Linked DNA regions of Homo sapiens: regions 1, 2 and 4 are each linked to region 3. Evidence: chromatin contacts called from ENCODE Hi-C or POLR2A ChIA-PET data. All regions are on one chromosome and are shown on one strand. The core of a region is the stretch at or near the end of the contact, and the rest is flanking DNA. Distances in the headings are between cores, read along the strand shown.

Region 1 (4,808 bases), core at 2,020-4,519, 150 kb before region 3:
GAGACTCACCTTTTGAAATATTTGATTACCAAAAAAAAAAAAAAAAAAAAAAAAATCTGGCCAGACAAGGTGGCTCATGCCTGTAATCCCAGCATTTTGGGAGGCTGAGGCAGGAGGATGGCTTGAGCCCTGGAGTTTCAAGACCAGCCCTCGTCTTGACAAAAAAATATTAGCTGGGCATAGTGGCTCAAACCTGTGATCTCAGCTACTCAGGGGGCTGAGATAGGAGGACTGCCTGGGCCTGGGAGGTTGAGGCTGCAGTGAACTGTGATTGTGCCACTACACTCCAGCCTGTGTGACAGAGTGAGACTGTAAAAAAAAAAAATCCATGTACTTTTACTAACACACAAGATTACCAAATCCCTCTCGGAGTCAATTCCTTCCGCTCATGATCGATGTCCAGCTGGCCACATATCTATCCTTAACCTTTTTTGTACCAACAAAGATCTTTCTGTTTCTCAAATGAGAAATGCTCAAAGGGTCCTGAATCAGGCCAGTCACTGAACTAATCACTTGACTCTAAAGCCCTGGGATTTCTTCTTGCCCTCCTCTATATATGTACTGTTCATCTCTCTCTCTCTCCTGCAAATGGTCTCCTTTCTTCAATCAACCATTCATTCTTTCAAACACACACTGAGACTCAGCCTCTAAATGTACTGGACAGCCTAGTGGAGACAAATAAACAAACATCTACAGTGCGGCTGCAGAAGCACCGTGGCTGGCCCCTGGGATGCACAAAGTGCTATTAGGAGACTTTCCACAGCGCAGGGCTTCCATTAAATACTAAAGGCTCAAAACATGAAGCAGGCAACACAAATGCCCCAGTTGCAGTTAGTTTGAATTGTATCATCTGCATAAAGCATCCAAACATTTCTTGGTTCTTAGCAAGCAGATGAAAATAAGGAACTTTTGGTAGGAAAAATCAGATTTTACTTCTGCTAGAGTACAGGGGACTAAAATGCTTAACATAAAGAACATGTTGAAAGCTCTGGAGGCATATCTGATAGATAAGAAAATAACACTCTCACATATTTTACACTTCCCAGGTGCTGAAATGGCATATTAAAATTGCTCTTCAGGAAAAAGACCACTGTACCTTAAACTTATCTTTCTGGGCTCTCAAATCTTATCAGGTTTATAGTATGTTTGAAGATATGTGAACCAAAATTTAACTGAAACCAGAAAAGCCAATACAATTATTACTAGAAGGACAGAACAAGAGATTGGAAAGAATACGCCTACGGTCGATGGCAATAAGAATATATTCCTCTCCTCCAAAATACAGCAAAAAATTTTTAAAAATTTAAAAATACTGATGCCTACTGAAACTACTGAAAAATACTAAATTACTCTATATGATATTATAATAATAGATATATGTCATTGTACATCTGTTGAAACCCATACAACGTACAACAGAAAGAAGGAACCCTAACGTAAATATAATGGTCTTTGGGTGATAATGATGTGTTACTGTAGGTTCACCAACTGTAACAATGTATCACTCTGGTGGGGGATACCAATAATAGGAGAGGCCATGGAGGAGACAGATGGGAAATCTGTACCTTCTGCTCTATTTTGCTGTAAACCATAACTGCTCTAAACAGTCTAACTCTTAAAAGAATACTAATGCCTGGGTCCCACCCCTACCTCCAGGAATTCTGATTTAATTGGTAAGGGGTATGGCCTGGGTATCAGGATTTTTAAAAGGCCCCCAGGTGATTTGAAACATGTAATTACTACCCAGCATACAAATGAGATGTTGGGACTTCACTTACGATGCTATTATACAATAAGACCATGCCTGAAGCAGACGAGCCACACCTTGCCTGGCATTTGATTGACTGTAGGTATAGGTATGTTCACTTGTAAAATACATTATTAGTGCACATGCATGAACCTGAACTTTTCAAAATACCAGGGCAGTGCTCTACTCAGCTTCTTAATCAATAACACACTTGTATAAGTTTACATGTCGGCAGAGAAATTACAAAAATCTACTTTATTCTGAAGACTGCACTGGCAGCCTGAGTTAACAGGACATTGGTGTCCAAAGTCCACGAATTATTCATATAACCACCCACAAGTGTGTGTGCTATTTTTTATTGTGATTTTAATGGTTTAAAATGTACTTTGGAAACAAATGAAATACGCACTAAGCATTTGGAAGCTCTAAAATGCAGCTGTGCCAGGTGCAGTGGCTCACGCCTATAATCCCAGCACTTTGGGAGGCTGAGGTGGGTGGATCGCTTGAGCTCAGGAGTTCAAGACCAGCCTGGGCAACATGGTGAAACCCCATCTCTACCAAAAATAAAAAAAATTAGCTGAGCCTCATGGCGCACACCTGTAATCTCAGCTACTTGGGAGGCTGAGCGGGGAGGATTGCTTGAGCCCAGGAGGCAGAGGTTGCAGCGAACGGAGATCACGCCACTGCACTCCAGCCTGGGCAACAGAGTGAGACTGTCTCAAATAAATAAATAAATAAACTCCAGCTGCTAGAATCTAATGAAGAGAGCTTGAAAATCACTGTTCTGCTTGGTTTTAAGAAATTCAAAGGCCAGGCGCAGTGGCTCACACCTGTAATCCCAACACTTTGGGAAGCTGAGGCAGGTGGATCACCTGAGGTCAGGAGTTCGAGACCAACCTGGCCAACATGGTGAAATCCCATCTCTACTAAAAATACGAAAATTAGCCCGGCGTGATGGCGGGCACCTGTAATCCCAGCTACCTGGGAGACTGAGGTAGGAGAATCGCTTAAACCTGGGAGGCGGAGGTTGCAGTGAGCCGAGATCGCACCGCTGCACTCCATCCAGCCTGGGTGACAGAGCGAGACTCCGTCTCAAAAAAAAAAAAAGAAATTCAAGTTTACTTCAGGGTGTAAAACCAGTCTGCTGCAGCTGGACAAACGGCCTAACCACAAACCAATCACCCAGGGGAGGGTAAATTAAATGGAGAAAGAAATACTTCGCCTTTTTTACAGCCATGGGTACTTTCGAGATATGTTTACTGTCGAGTTATCCTTTGGACACGTTTTTAATGAGATCTGAATTCAATGCTGATTTGTCCATGACAATTTCTTATTGAAAACACATTTAAAAGCTCCTCCATTGCTTCATAAAGTCCATCATTCTCAGCATGGCACACTAGGCTTTTCAAAGTAACCCTCCTTTTCCTGCTTTACATTTGGCAAAGGCTGTTGGTGGCGAGCTGGTATCAGCTTGCTCTCACTTCCTTCAACATGCCACGCAGCCAGCTTACCTCAGGGCTATACTCACACAGCTTGGAACAAGGCCCACCTCTGAAAGCTTACAGAATTTCAAGACTCCACCTGAACGTGACTTTGGTAAAGCCCTCCCTGATCTTACCACCTTTTCTTCTGCCACACTCTTCAGTAATTCTCACACGACTCTATGGCTGTAGTCTACCGAAGACACACCTTTCAGTGAAAAGCACAATCTCCCTTGCAATTAACTTCAGCTCCCCTGTTAGACTCACAACTCCTTGAGCCATGGAACTACACCTTACTTGGCTTCAGTGTGCCTAGCACCTACTACACTTCCTGGTGGTCAGAGAGCTCTCAAAGAACACTTCAAAAGGAGTGAACAGATAACACTAAATTTTTTGGATTCCTGTAAAGTGAAGTTATGATTAATGAAACATATAAGCACTATTTTTTTTCCTAAAATAAGGAAACCAACCTGCCCTTAAATGGATGCCTGACCCCAGTCAAGCTCTCTCTGGCTCCTAGAAAAATCTGGCAAAAGAGTATTGATTAATCAGCACTGATTCATCACTGCCAGAAAGAGTTCAAAGTGTAAACACTCACCCTTGAACAGAAAGTAAAATATGAGGGAGGAATGGAAACATCTGCCCCTGCTTCCTATTGAGATGCTGGCTTTATCAGAATTTTTAAAAGACAGTATCAACTGAACAATTCATTTATTGAATATATAATAAGTCCTAAGTTCTGAGTGGGATGAGTCTCATTAGATACTGTACATGGAAATATACACAAGAATGTGTACAACAAACTTTGTGTCCTACAGTGTGCAGGGTATGGCACAGTGCAGGGCATGGGAAAATGGCCCTCCAAGCAGGGAGTCAGCACTGCCTGGTCTGTATCTTATTGTTATTTATGCCACCTTATCTTCCCTAAGGTAAGTTCCTACTAAACCATCCCCCTGAAGTAGCAAATAGACTATATGTAGCTAATTAAAGTCAAAATTTGAAAAATGAAGAGGTCAGGGAATATTTTATGAAAGATGCACTTGAATTTTATCTGGTATACTGAGAAGACTCAAAATAGATTGAAAGGGCATTTTGCAGAGACAGAAAAACATGAGATGATGTTTAAAGATGAATTATGAAGATGAATTTGGCTGGAATAGAGGAAAAGTTTTAAGATGAAAAGGTAGTCTGAATTCAGATGAGCTGGAACTTGATCCTGTAGGAAGTGGGCATCACGGAGGATTCTTAAGCAGGCTTGATATAGTAACAGTGGACTTTTTGGTTGAGTTGTAAAGATACACAAAAAAGGGAGGAAAAGAAGAGACATTTGGAATAATTACTGGAAAATTTATTGGAATAATTTTTTCCCCAAAGGATTTTTGTTAGTTTCATTCTGCCTCCAATACTGGAAAAATAGAAAAATTTCCATGAGTGACTCATCTCTAAATCTTTCAAAAACAATACTACTAACAAATGAAATTATTTTTACATGTATAAACCTGCAAATTGACTTTAGATATGTGAGGGATATTTTTAAAAACTAAGTATTGCATACATTTAATTTCTTTTCTTTTTTTTTT
Region 2 (4,183 bases), core at 362-2,861, 150 kb after region 3:
TGAGGCGGGTGGATTACCTGAGGTCAGGAGTTTGAGAACAGCCTGGCCAACATGGTGAAACCCCGTCTCTGCTAAAAATACAAAAAATTAGCCAGGTGTGGTGGCAGGTGCCTGTAATCATGGCTGCCTGGGAGGCTGAGGCAGGAGAATCGCTTGAACCTGGGAGGCGGAGGTTGCAGTCAGCCAAGATCATGCCACTGCACTCCAGCCTGGGCAACAAAGCGAGACTCTGTCTCAAAAAAAAAAAAAAAAAAAAAGAAAAGAAAAATGATCACAAAGTATCGCTCAAAACATAACAACTTTAATGGAAATAAAAATACAAGAAGAGAAACATTTGCTCATAAAGCGCTACCCCTAAGAAATCATACAGCCCTGTTCTTCCCTCTTCCCTTGGAACCCTTATCTATGGGAATACATAATTTGTAGGTAGTTTTGAACAAATGATCCAATTTTACAATGAAACATGAATATTTGAAATCTGACACTGAGGAGAGAATTAAGGAGGCTGTGGTACTTTTTAAAAAAATTTTTGTTTATTTATTTTTTTAGACAGAGTCTCACTCTATGGCCCAGGCTGGAGTGCAGTGGTGCTATCTCAACTCACTGCAACCTCCACCTCCTGGGTTCAAGCGATTCTTTTGCCTCAGCGTCTTGAGTAGCTGGTATTACAGGCGCCCGCCACCACACCTAGCTAATTTTTTGTATTTTTAGTAGAGATGTGGTTTCACCCTGTTGGCCAGGCTGGTAGCAAATTAAAGAGAGTAGTAAAACATTATATGTTGCCAGTAAATTAGCTGGAGTCGTTCTGCAGTTCAGGGTGATTGAGGTATCTCCAGTGGGTCATTGCTATAAGCACTGGGCAGTGTGAGTCCTGGCCTCACATTTGGTAGCAGGCCTTCTGTATCTGTCAACCCCCCAGGCCGGCCTCTCAGCCCTCAATGAAAGAAAGCTAATTGTAGAGTCAAGAATATGACCTGCTATAATGGTTCGATCCTGGGAGAAGGGACTCCACAGCCTGGTGAGGACCCCTCTCACCACCTCTGAGGATCAGCAAGTCTTTGAAGGTCAGTACCAAGTGGTGGTTAAGACCTGGACTGTGGATCCAGATGTGCCTGGATTCAACCCTGGCTGTAGACATTAGGCATGTTATTAACTTCTCTGAGCCTCAGTTTCCCTAGCTGTGAAATCAGAGTCACTGTGAAGACTGAATGAGAAAACTCACACGTGTGGTTCCTGGCCCAGAACAAATCTTCAACCAGTGGTTATAACTATTACTCTGTGTGTCTAGCCTATATCTTTTCTGCTGCAGTGAAAGTTAGTTATTCGATGAAAGGGAGCAACCCACTGAGGGGGATGGTCTGGGTGCCTGGATGCTGTGGTCAATGGGTCGGCATCACACCCAGCACCCTGCCCAACACAGACACCGCCCCCACCCCCCCACCCATAGCTGCTGCCACTGCCTTCCTAAGAACAGTGACTTCCTGTTTTCTAAGTTTTTACCCTGCAATGTCATCACCAGTTGTGCCTGAGCCTGGGGGTGGAGCTGGCAGCAGCAGGACTCAGGGCTCAAAGTTGGGGACTCAAAGGAAGGAAGGTTGGCGAGTAGAAAGCTGGCCACTCCTACCTGGATCATGAGCTACTGTGATTCATATTGATTCCATCAGTGCCTACAAACTGAGCGCTTACCAGGTACCAAGCCCTTCCCATTTGAGTGTCACACACCCTGGGAGGTCGCTGTGATTACTCAGTGATTACACAGTAGCAACACCAGGACTTGGATTGCAGTTGTCGCCTTCGTAGGATTCATTCTTACCTGCCGTGCTTCCTATCAAAGTGGAAACAAGCTGGACGGGGGTGAGGTTTGAAAGGCTGCCCTATAGAAATTGGAGGATCTGTGTGATTTGTGCTTCTGAAGGCAGAACTAGGTTCAAAGTTTTTTTTTTAACTCTGAAAATTAGAGCTCTCCACCAGTGATTGCTGGGTGCTGAGCTTCCTGTCACCAGAGATATTCAAGCAGAGGCCAGAAGTGCCTACCAAAGAAGAAACTCCTGAAAGAGGTGGGAAGCTCTCTATATGACAGGAACCCCAGAGGCACTGGGATAAGGTAGATTGAGAAGGGACTTTGCATCAGATGCACTCAGAAAATCTCTAGCCATGTGACCTATTGGAGCTGCAACGTCATTATCTGCAAAATAGAATTGGTAATAATTCTGCCCGTATTGTGCAAGGTTGTTCTGAGGATTAAGCCAGATCATGCAAGTGCAAAGAGCTCTCTAAACTGTATGCTTCATGCATGTGTTACATCATTATCATTTTGTGAAGTGAGGAGTTCTCAGAAAGTCTACACACTACTGAGCTCCCACTGTGTGCCAGGCACTTTGTACACACCCATTATCTCTTTTTATTTTTTTTGAGACGGAGTCCCACTCTGTTGTCCAGGCTGGAGTGTAGTGGCGTAATCTCCGCTTACTGCAAGCTCCACCTCCTGGGTTCACACCATTCTCCTGCCTCAGCCTCCTGAGCAGCTGGGACCACAGGTGCCTGCCACCACGCCCGGCTAATTTTTTTGTATTTTTTAGTAGAGACGGGGTTTCACCATGTTAGCCAGGATGGTCTCGATCTCCTGACCTCATGATCCGCCCGCCTCGGCCTCCCAAAGTGCTGGGATTATAGGCGTGAGCCACCGCGCCTGGCCCCCATTATCTGTTTTTATCTTCAAACACCCCTGAAGAGTGGGTATCCCCATCCTGGGCTGGGAAACCTGGCCAGGTTCTGTCCCCAACCGTGGCATGATGGTGTGGGAGGTCAGAGGGCCATCCCCTGCTGTCACTCCTTGTACCTGCAGAGCCTCTTAGCATGCGCCACTGTGCAGGGCACCCCACAAACTTTACCTCATTTCTCTGCACCCGTGAAATCGGTCTTGTCAAAGCCCTTCTGCAGATAGGAGAATTGACGCTCAGAGAGGTTAAGAAAACTGTTCCAAAACAAGCCAATAATGGGGCAGATTCCACATTTGAGTCTTAGAGTCTTTCTGACTCAAAGACTTATTATGTTCTTTGCTCTTCTCTAAGCCTGTGATGTGCGGGTGAGGAGGGAAAGGTGCAAATGAAACTATAAGGCACCATCTGTGCTTGCCAGAGCCAGTGGTGGGGGGCGGACTTGAAGTGGAACGTTTACAAGCCGTTGTGACTAAGTGTCAAAAGTGGGCAAAATGGCAAGGGCTGTGAAATCAGAGGTAGGTGGAAACTCCGGATCCTGAGCCCATAGGTCAGCTGCATCGAAGCCATAAGGCTAAGAGAAGTACCTGGAGTCAGGAGACCCAGGAATTCCCTTCCAGCTTTGCCACTAACCTGCAGGTGTCCTTGGTGAAGTTGCTTCATTCCTCTGATCTCAGTTTATCCACCTGTGAATTGGGCCCAAAAGTAGCCCCCTGTTTGTCTCCTGGCACTCATAAGAATCTAACTCCATCAGACACAGGAAGTCACTTTAAAAGTAGAAATTAGAGTTCAAATGAGAAGAATCCTTATTAGTTGGATGTGAGTAAGTCCCGCAGATGCCCAGCTCCGAAACAGGATTTGCTGGAGAAGGAGGTTGACTGCAGGGGAAAGGGCACCAGCGTGTATTTTCAGCCTCAGGGTATGGCAGGACCAGGTTGATTAAGGCCTGATCCCTGTTAGCAGAAGTTCATAGTCTGGCTCAGAGACAGACAGACAAACAACGCAATTCAAGTAAATCTCACCCAGAGAAACCAGATTCTGTAAGGATAGGTGCGTCTCCCCCAGGGTGCACTCTGGGGCTCCAGAATCTTCCTGTTAGTGGTCAGTACCATGAGACTTCCTGAATTCAGGGCTTTTTTTTTAATGAAGATGACAAAAGGCTACAAAGGGATGGCGAGGCTCACTGTCACTAATTAGACTCACAACACTTAGATACAATGACCCGTATGCCTAGATACTCTGTGATCATCTTTGGCTGCCCCCAGCCTCCTCTGAGCATCTCACATGGCCTATTCCTGGGATCTTGCTACAGGGCAGGAAGGTTCCAACTTATCGTGCATGGGCTTAAAGTAGAAATCATGGCAGTAACAATAGGTGGCAAAATGGAACACATACCCTTATGGGGTCCTTCACCCCATAAGAATTATTTTATTTTATCCTCACCCCATAAGAAGTATCATATTTGG
Region 3 (4,764 bases), core at 529-3,028:
TTTAGGGTGAAAACCACATATCCAAGTCTTCTGTATGGTATTTCCACTCTCAAGGGAATACTTTAGCACATCCTATTCACTTCTACTGGTTAGCCTGCCTCTCTCCCCAGAGCCCTGCCACTCTTGTGGGCTCCCATCCTTCCCTTGGGTGCAAGTCACTGCCAACCCACCCCGACTGGCCACTTCTGATCCCTAATCACAAGTGGGTAATAAAGGCCCCGAAACTTACTCCTCCCGGAGTGGATTTGGGTGGAGGGCCCCGAAACAGGCCCTGCAGGAAGGAGCCCAGGAAACGGCCCCCGGCAATGCTAATCTGAGCGTTTTTCCCCAAGCATATGCAACAAACCTCAAAAGGCCACCTCGGCATGCTTTCACACCCCTAGTTGAGATTGTATGACAGTCAGCAGTGTGTGTTAGTTACAGCAGGACCAGTTGTTATCTATTAGCCTCTAAGCTCCTTAAGGAAAGAAGGAAATAAACCTTTTCTCAGCATCTATTATGCCTTAGGCTCATAAACAATGTGCCAGCATTTATTCCTCACCCAACCTCACTGCCAGGAGGAATTATGACCTCCTTCTTGGTAGATGAGGAGTAAGAGGTTGAAAGAGTACCTTGTTCAGTACCAGACAGTCATCAAGTGAAGGTGGCAAGATTTGAATCCAGGATCTGATGCCAAGTCTGGCTCCCTCCTATGACACCGTGATTAATCTGTACTGTAGTTGAGTGTGAAAAGGTGGAAACTATGTGTTCAGCCATTGTACCTTCCCTTGAGCACTAACACGATTTCATGCCAGCAGGGCCTCAAAAGGATTAAAGAGAATGGCATTTTTCACCATTTTATCTCTGACAGTGCACAGCACAGTTCCTGATACGTGAAACAGGTCATTATGATATTTATTGGACATACCGAAATTGTTGGACTGATATTTTTTAAAAAATCATAGCTGTATTTATTCATTCCAAGAGCTGAAGGTGAAAGTGCCTTGCAAAGCCTTCCTGGGAGTAAGGTTGTCAGGCAGATAAAACAAGCTAGTGAAATCAGGGAAAAGATTTCCTGGACACAACTGTTCATGCCAGGCTTCCTGGCGGAACCACAGCAGGAGTTAACCAAGGGTCTACTGTGGTTATTGCCTGAGCCACACTCACAGCCATGAATCTGTGGCAAAAGCAGATGGCACTTCCGGCAGACATCCCCCAGAGGAGAGAATTTTCCATGAGGCCTGTGTATGGCAGCCAGCCATCCTGGGTTTCCTGGCATGGTCCAATTTCCCATCTTTTGTCTCAAAGTCCTTAGAAGGACATATGTATGGGGTGGGTAAAGTCCTGCTCTTAGTTATTTAATTTATTTATTTTTACAGGCAGCCTCTCAAACCAGAGTAGGCTCAGAGAGACTCCTGAGTCCTGCTTTTGAATTTGGAAAATATGGTTATAGCAGGCACGTGGAAAGTGCCTTTTATTGCCTCCCACCTGCAGATCAAAGGCAGAGGGGCCGGCCTGCCCAGGTCAGCCTGTTTCACCCGGGAAAGGGAGGGCCATCTGCTCCAGTCAGGAAGCCCTGGGGAGCCTTCTAATAGAGGAAGCCCACCAGGGCCAGAGCAGGGCTGTGTCCTAAGAATTCAACAGTCCCCGAAAAGTCCAAGAAAGTGGTAACAGGAAAGAAGCAACAGCAGAAGCAGAAACTGCTCTTTTGATCTCATTGCGCAAAGGAAGGAGGTGACCCAAGGCCTCTTGTGACACACACAGAAGCACATAGAAGTATATTTGGGGAAGTGTGTGAGAGCTCTCCCCAAAGATGTCTTCAGATTAGAGGTCAACCCTGGGTGGCTGCCCTGGGGCAAGCTGGGATGCTCTTGTGGTTCAGCTCTTTCCACACTCAGACGGGGTCACTGCTGGGTAACAATATGCCTAGCAAGCACAGGTAAACCAAGCCAAAAGCCTATTTGTTTTCTAGGATCAGTCTGTTAACCCCTCAACTCCCAGCCCAGCCAGGCAGGTCCCTATGGGTTAAGCTTTGTGCTAGGCCTCAGGAGACCTTGGGTCTCATCCCGATCCCCTAAACAGCTCTGAAGCCTGGGGCACATCACTTTTTTCCTCTGACCTCAGCATTCTCACCGGTTCAGTTAAGGAATCAAGAAGGCTAACAGAAGTTTAGAGGGCTTACCGCACACTGGCTGATCACTTTGCCCTGAAGTGATTCAACACTAAAAAAGCTCGAAAGTGTTAGTTTTCTTCAGTTTGGTAAAATCTGTGTGATTCTACACATCCTATTCATTCATTCGCTTGCTTAAACTTGTCCTGAGCATCACTATACATCAGCACTGCTAAGTAACAAACACTATTAGTGTCTCCTTATTGAGTTCCAACTAAGTGTCAGGCGCTTTAGATAGATTACCCCCACTTAATCTTCCTCACAGATCTGTGAGGCAATACCTCCATTTTTATTTATTTACTTTTCTTTTTTGAGACAGGGCTTTACTCTGTCACCCAGACTAGAGTACAGTAATGCAGTCATAGCTCACTGCAGCCTTGACCTCCCAGGCTCAGTTGACCCTCCCGTCTCAGCCTCCCAAGTAGCTGGGAGTACAGGTATGTGCCACCATGCCCAGCTAATTTTTATATTTTTTTGTAGAGATGGTGTTTCACCATGTTACCCAGGTTGGTCTCAACTCCTGAGCTCAAGCAGTCTGCCCACCTTGGCCTCTCAAAGTGCTGGGATTACAGGCGTGAGCCACTGTGCTCAGCAATACCTCCATCATTAGAGCAAGAAAAGGTTAAGCAGCTTGCTCTAGGTCATTCATCTTTCATTCTCAGTCAGTCTCCAAAGCTGGTGTTTTAATACACTAGTTCTATCCCTGCAGAGCTAAATGAGATGAGGTCATCCTCATTTCAAGGAAGTTCCAGCTAGCAACCCTGTGGTCAGAAGGCCAGGTTGCAGCCCCGAGAGTCCTGGCATTGTTCATAGGGTACATTAGGACATGTCACACTTGGAAAACCTGGCGAGCCTAGAACACATAGCAAACCATTTTTCTCTGCATGTTCCTAGCCACGGTTCTGCAGACCTAGCTTCCCACATGAATATTCTTTCTGTACCATGAATATTACAAACTACAGAAATAGTGCCCTCATGTGTCAGGAGCACAACGCACCTTTGAACTCTGGAGAAAGGCACATTTTAAACAATCTTAAAACTATGAAACACTTTTGTTTTTGCTTCTTTTGTTTGTTTTCGCTTTTGCTTTCTATGTCTTTGAAGCATGCTGGGAAGAAATGATGAAAAATTGCTAAATCTGCAGAACTCCACCCAGAGGCAAATTACTAAGTACCAGGACCTGCAGGAGAAACTAAAGGGAAGTAATCTTGGAATAGTTGGTATTCTATGAATTGTGCATCTGTGGATTCAACCAACTGCGGATCAAAATTGTGTGAGAAAAAAATTCCACAAAGTTTCAAAAAGCAAAACTTGAATTTGCATGCACTGAGTACTACATTGAATCCAGGCAAATGAAGTGATGTGTAAGCATTGCATTAGGTAGTCCAGATGTGATTTAAAGTATTTGGGAGGATATGTGTACATTATATGCAAATACGATGCCATTTTTTTTTTTTTTTTTTTTTGAGACGGAGTTTCGCTCTGTCGCACAGGCTGGAGTGCAGTGGCGCGATCTCGACTCACTGCAAGCTCCGCCTCCCGGGTTCACGCCATTCTCCTGCCTCAGCCTCCCGTGTAGCTGGGACTACAGGCACACGCCACCATGCCCGGCTAATTTTTGTATTTTTAGTAGAGACGGGGTTTCACCGTGTTAGCCAGGATGGTCTCGATCTCCTGACCTCGTGATCCGCCCGTCTCGGCCTCCCAAAGTGCTGGGATTACAGGCGTGAGCCACCGTGCCCGGCCGATGCCATTTTATATAAGGGACTTGGGCATTGATACGGTTTGGCTGTGTCCCCACCCAAATCTCAACTTGAATTCTATCTCCCAGAATTCCTACATGTTGTGGGAGGGAACCAGGAGGAGGTAATTGAATCATGGGGGCTGGTCTTTCTCATGCTATTCTCGTGATAGTGAATAAGTTTCACAAGATCTGATGGGTTTATTAGGGGTTTCTGCTTTTGCTTCTTCTTCTTCTCTCTTGCTGCCGCCATGTAAAAGGCGACTTTTGCCCTCTGCCATGATTCTGAGGCCTCCCCAGCCATGTGGAACTGTAAATCCATTAAACCTCTTTTTCTTCCTAGTTTTGGGTATGTCTTCATCAGCAGCATGAAAATGGACTAATACAGTAAATTGGTACCAGTAGAGTGGGGCGTTGCTGAAAAGATACTCAGCAAATGTGGAAAATGTGGAAGCAACTTTGGAACTGGGTAACAGGCAGAGGTTGAAACAGTTTGGAGGGCTCAGAAGAAGCCAGGAAAATGTGGGAAGGCTTGAAACTTCCTGGAGACTTGTTGAATGGCTTTGCCCAAAATACTGATAGCAATATGAAAAATAAAATCCAGGCTGAGGTGGCCTCAGATGGAGATGAGGAACTTTTTGGGAACTGGAGCAAAGGTGACTCTTGTATGTCTTAGCAAACAGACTGGTGGCATTTTGCCTCTGCCCTAGAGATTTGTGGAACTTTGAACTTGAGAGAGATGATTTAGGGTATCTGGTGGAAGAAATTTCTAAGCAGCAAAGCATTTAAGAGGTGACTTGGGTGCTGTTAAAGGCATTCAGTTTTAAAAGGGAAACAGAGCATAAAAGTTCAGAAAATTTGGAGCCTGACTATG
Region 4 (4,571 bases), core at 1,688-4,187, 220 kb before region 3:
GGATGTAAAAGAACTTGGGGGTGTTGATACCTGTGCTGGTGTGGTGTGGCAGCTCTCAGGTTGGGGCTTTGGGACCACTAGGTTTCTGGCTGGTGGACTTACAGGGCAGGGATGGAGAGAGGCTGGTTGTGTGAGCTGAAGCACTGTCTAGCAGGTGCCGAGATTGTAAAGGCACGGCAAGAAGGAGAATTAAGTCTGAAGGAACCTGATGGATATGAGCTGCCAGTTAAACTGTCAGATCAATTTGCACCTAAGTGATAGTGGCTGACTGTCTTACTATGTGCCTTTTACCAGGGGTTTTTAACTTTTAGCAGGATGTACTTAGAGACTTCACGCTTTAGAATGAAGGACTAGATTGCTTGAGGTGAGAGTTCCAGGCTGGTAGCTATTGGTGATTTGGAAAATAAGTTACTTCCTGATAACCTTCAAGTGACACCAAGTAGGTCACTTGAAGTGTACACACTAAACCACAGGAACCAACCTGAATTGTTTTCCCCACATGTGATCTTGAAAGGGGATGCAGACATTGCCATCAACAAAGGAAGCATGTGTGGAGAGACAGAGAAGTCCTAGGCTGCACTAAGGCCAGGAAGGATTAGTTTAAACCCCACACCTGCCTGGTCGGTACTGTGGAACTGTAGTATATATCCATAACACTCCCCAATAGGTAGGACTCAGCAAACACAGGGCAATCCAGTCATGAGGTTGTTGCAATCCACGGGACCCTCTGGATTCATACAATAATCAGAGGCAACTCTCCCTGCAGTGGGAAATTCAACTGAGAGTGACTAGGCTAGAAAGATGATCACCCACACCTACTAATAACTCTCACCCATTCCTCTCTCTCTTAGGTTTTGTTTATAGAACATTTGAAGAATGTTTGGAATTCATACACCAATACGAAAACAACAGAATCCTCAAGTTCCACAGTGGACTCCTCCTGGGACTTTATTCCTCTGTAGCTATCTGGTAACAATGTGTGGCATATCACTAAATTCCCAAAGTGAAAATGTTGAATCCCAAGGAAGAGTTCTTGAAAAATCTTTTAGAAAGTATTCATAATTTATACCTGAGACAGCTTAAGGGTGTCAGAGGATATTTACACAGAGAGACATGTTAGGGATCAACTAGTTCATCCCCCTTGGCCAAGGACAGAAAAGTAAATTTATCTCAATTACATCCATGCAATAAACATTTATCGCAAACATATCATGTTGTGGTGATACAGGGATAAATAAGAAAAGATTGCTTTCTTCAGAGGGGTGCTGGGGTTTGAGGAAGACTAATGAATAGCACCACTTGCCCACCCGGCACCTGCCCATATCTAATCACATGGATTGACAAAGCCAATGTTGGAAGACATGGCTTATATCTTCACGAAAGCGGGCTTCGTAATATTGAGCACTGGAATTAGACTTAACCCATTCAGCAGCAGGCAGTTCTGGAAAACTGTAGGTCTACTCACATGGAGGCAGGCCTCTTGTAGCAGAGAGATCAGTATCACACTCCCTGTTGGCTTCACTGGCTCTCAAGATAGAGAGAGACACGGACTGAGTTATACTTGCCCAATTCATCTCCCAAATCACCAGCAAGATCTCTCCTTATCATTGAAAGGGCAAGTAAAGCGGGGAAAGAGTTCTGGTGCTTTGCACCAAATAGAGGCCCCTTACATGGAAGGAAATTTCAGGAGTGAGGAAGCAGCATTCTCCCCGCACCCCATTAACTCATTAAGCCTAAGGCTCAATTCCTTTAACCTACTACGTTTTTAACTCAGTTAAGCATGTAGCTATTATGGTCATACCCTTAAGGAAGGAGATGAATGCTAAGGTTCTAAAATGGGTCAGAACAGAACATTCATTAAATTATTTCCATGACTATCCCCAAGACTGAAAATCGCCCCCTATTATTTTATTTCCTATCTTAATTATATGCAACCGTATGGTCTATCAGAGGTTTGTGATGAGACTAAATGACAATATGAAGACATTCCTATATAAAATGCTACAAGTTAGAACAGCTCCAAATTGGAATAGAAATCCACCCCTTCCTTCTTTCTGAGACAGTCTTGCTGTGTCACCCAGGTTGGAGTCCCGTGGTGCGATCGCGGATCACTGCAGCCTCGCCTTCCCAGGCTCAAGTGATCCTCCCAAACACCTCAGCTTCCTGAGTAGCTGGAGTTGCAGGCACATACCACCACGCCTGGCTAATTTTAATCTTTTGTAGAGATGGGATGTCGTGATGTTGCCCAGGCTGGTCTCCAACTCCTGGGCTCAGGTCCCGTCTACCTCAGCCTTCCCAAATGCTGGGATTACAGGCATGAGCCACTGCACCTGGCAAGAAATCCCCTCTTATTATTAAAATTAATGAGGAGAAATTAAAATCCAAAAATTGATTACTCTTGCCAATTAAAGTTCAAAATCAAATAACTTACCAATGTGAGTTAAAGGTTAAGGAATCTAAAGTCCAGAAATCATCCAAATTTATTTTTCTTGTCTATCTCAGCAGGAGAATTTTTTAAACAGCTGTGTCCTAGGCCAATGCTGCTCAGACTTTAGTGGGCATAAAAATCACCTGGAGGGCAGTCGGCCAGCTCTCGGGGTGCTGAGCCAGGCGGGCTAGGCGAGGCGCGGGCTGGCCCCGCCCCTCTGGCCGGCCCCGCCCCTCAAGGCCGGCTAGTCCCCTTCCCAGAGACTTGGCTAGGCGGCCGGCGCTGCGGCGCCAGCAGCCCTGTGGTGGCGACGACGATGGACCAGGACCCAGTGGGCCCTGTGGAACGAGGAGAAGCCGTCGCAGCCTCGGGAGCTGCGGCCGCCGCGGCATTCGGGGAATCTGCGGGGCAGGAAATTAAGGGATCCAAAAAGCTGAGTCATGGTCCAAAAGGAAACGTTGATGTCAGGACAACCATAGCCAAATTTTATCTCAAGGATGAGTAACGAAAGAGGCTTTGAAACGTAGAACTGGGAGTCATAGGAAAAAAGAAGAAAGTCCCAAGGAGAGTCATCCACTTTGTTAGTGGCAAAACAATGGAAGAATACAGCACAGATGAAGATGAAGTTGATGGCCTGGAGAAGATGTTTTGCCTACTGTTGATCCGATTTGGCTTTAAATATTTGGCTATTAGAAAATCATGCCGGGCGCGGTGGCTGACACCTGTAATCCCAGCACTTTGGGAGGCCGAGGCCGGCAGATCACCTGAGGTCGGGAGTTCAAGACCAGCCTGACCAACATGGAGAAACCCCATCTCTACTAAAAATACAAAAAAATTAGCCAGGCATGGTGGCGCATGCCTGTAAACCCAGCTACCTGGGAGGCTGAGGCAGGAGAATTGTTTGAACCCAGGAGGCGAAGGTTGCGGTGAGCCAAGATCGCGCCATTGCACTCCAGCCTGGGCAACAAGAGCAAAACTTGGGTCTCAAAAAATAAAAAAAAATAAAAAATAAAAAAATCATAAGCAGGCCAGGAGCAGTGGCTCACGCCTGTAATCGCAGCACTTTGGGAGGCTGAGGTGGGTGGATCACCTGAGGTCAGGAGTTCGAGACCAGCCTGGCCAATATGGTGAAACCGTGTCTCTACTAAAAATATAAAAAATTAGGCAGGCGTGATGGCAGGCGCCTGTAATCCCAGCGAGGCAGGAGAATTGCTTCAACCAGGGAAGCAGAGGTTGCAGTGGGCTGAGATCGTGCCATTGTACTCCAGCCTGGTCAACAAGGGTGAAACTCCATCTAAAAAAAAAAAAAAAAAAAAATCGGATTTTCTACACAGAAAATATTCAAAGGATTGTACCATATACTCTGAAGGTAGTTCCAAATGCAGGTAGAATATTAAAGAGGTATTTCATGCAATGTAAGAATTGTTGGAATAAATGTCTTATTTTTAATTACTTTGAAGGGTTAAAAAAAAAATCACCTGGAGAGCTTGTTAACTCAGAGATGCCACACCCCCAGAGCCTGTCTGATTCAGTAGACCTGGACTGAACCAGAGAACCTGCATTAATGAGAATCCAGGTGATACTGATGATGCCAGTCTGTGGACTACATTTTGAGCAGTACTGGCCTAAATCATCTCTCTTTGGTATTGGAACAATTTCTTCAAGCCCCAGAATCCACAGCTCCAAGTGTCTGATCTCCCTCACTTTTTAATTTAAAAAGCCAAAGTGGCCGGGCATGGTGGCACAGCCTGTAATCCCAGCACTTTGGGAGGCCAAGGCGGGTGGATCACCTGAGGTCAGGAGTTCGAGACCAGCCTAGCCAACATGGTGAAACCCCGTATCTACTTAAAATACAAAAAATTAGCTGGGCGTGGTGGTACACACCTGTAGTCCCAGCTACTCGGGAGGCTGAGGCAGGAGAATCACTTGAACCCAGGAGGCAGAGGTTGCAGTAAGCCAAGATTGTGCCATTGCACTCCAGACTGGGGGACAAGAGCAAGACTTCGTCTCAAAAAAAGAAAAAAAGCCAAAGCCAAAGAGTTCAATGGTGGCTAATATTACCTGAGTGTTTCCAAGGATTCTATTCATCTCAAGTCATCAAAAAAATTTATTATTTCCTTGCTCTGTATCACATAATTTCCTG

The links. Hi-C counts contacts between places; a loop is a spot of excess contacts on that map. ChIA-PET counts read pairs that join two places held with the same protein, here RNA polymerase II (POLR2A). Pooled maps may share reads with other maps.
Region 1: a loop to region 3 is called in a pooled map, with 3 times the contacts of the local background. The contact joins two enhancer-like sites. A Hi-C loop is called at or near these places in 1 of 37 single-sample maps with no recorded cell type and 5 of 50 pooled maps. POLR2A ChIA-PET finds 5 or more read pairs at or near these places in 2 of 52 experiments (OCI-LY7 and activated CD4-positive, alpha-beta T cell).
Region 2: a pooled map shows a loop between it and region 3 (2.3-fold over the local background). The contact joins two enhancer-like sites. A Hi-C loop is called at or near these places in 5 of 50 pooled maps. POLR2A ChIA-PET finds 5 or more read pairs at or near these places in 2 of 52 experiments (CD8-positive, alpha-beta T cell and HEK293).
Region 4: a pooled map shows a loop between it and region 3 (2.0-fold over the local background). The contact joins two enhancer-like sites. A Hi-C loop is called at or near these places in 1 of 50 pooled maps. POLR2A ChIA-PET finds 5 or more read pairs at or near these places in 3 of 52 experiments (OCI-LY7, PC-9 and naive thymus-derived CD4-positive, alpha-beta T cell).

What each region holds. Positions count from the first base shown.
Region 1 is chr1:167,751,677-167,756,484 of GRCh38, reverse strand. The region is part of intron 1 of MPZL1 (myelin protein zero like 1); the gene reads right to left. Among named protein-coding and RNA genes, the nearest start is that of MPZL1, 32 kb to the right of the region's middle. RefSeq lists an enhancer at 3,284-3,403. Within about 2 kb of position 3,269, at least 10 of the 41 ENCODE cell types and tissues checked have a DNase peak (open chromatin) inside an H3K27ac peak, as active enhancers do; they include OCI-LY7, where a contact is called at or near this core.
Region 2 is chr1:167,445,224-167,449,406 of GRCh38, reverse strand. The region is part of intron 1 of CD247 (CD247 molecule); the gene reads left to right. Among named protein-coding and RNA genes, the nearest start is that of CD247, 71 kb to the left of the region's middle. Within about 2 kb of position 1,611, at least 12 of the 41 ENCODE cell types and tissues checked have a DNase peak (open chromatin) inside an H3K27ac peak, as active enhancers do.
Region 3 is chr1:167,598,590-167,603,353 of GRCh38, reverse strand. No RefSeq gene overlaps it. Among named protein-coding and RNA genes, the nearest start is that of RCSD1, 29 kb to the left of the region's middle. RefSeq lists an enhancer at 1,588-1,737. Within about 2 kb of position 1,778, at least 16 of the 41 ENCODE cell types and tissues checked have a DNase peak (open chromatin) inside an H3K27ac peak, as active enhancers do; they include OCI-LY7, where a contact is called at or near this core.
Region 4 is chr1:167,818,422-167,822,992 of GRCh38, reverse strand. ADCY10 (adenylate cyclase 10) reads left to right here. Exons shown (of 33, transcript NM_018417.6): 30 at 852-969. Among named protein-coding and RNA genes, the nearest start is that of ADCY10, 93 kb to the left of the region's middle. RefSeq lists a silencer at 2,560-2,709. Within about 2 kb of position 2,937, at least 30 of the 41 ENCODE cell types and tissues checked have a DNase peak (open chromatin) inside an H3K27ac peak, as active enhancers do.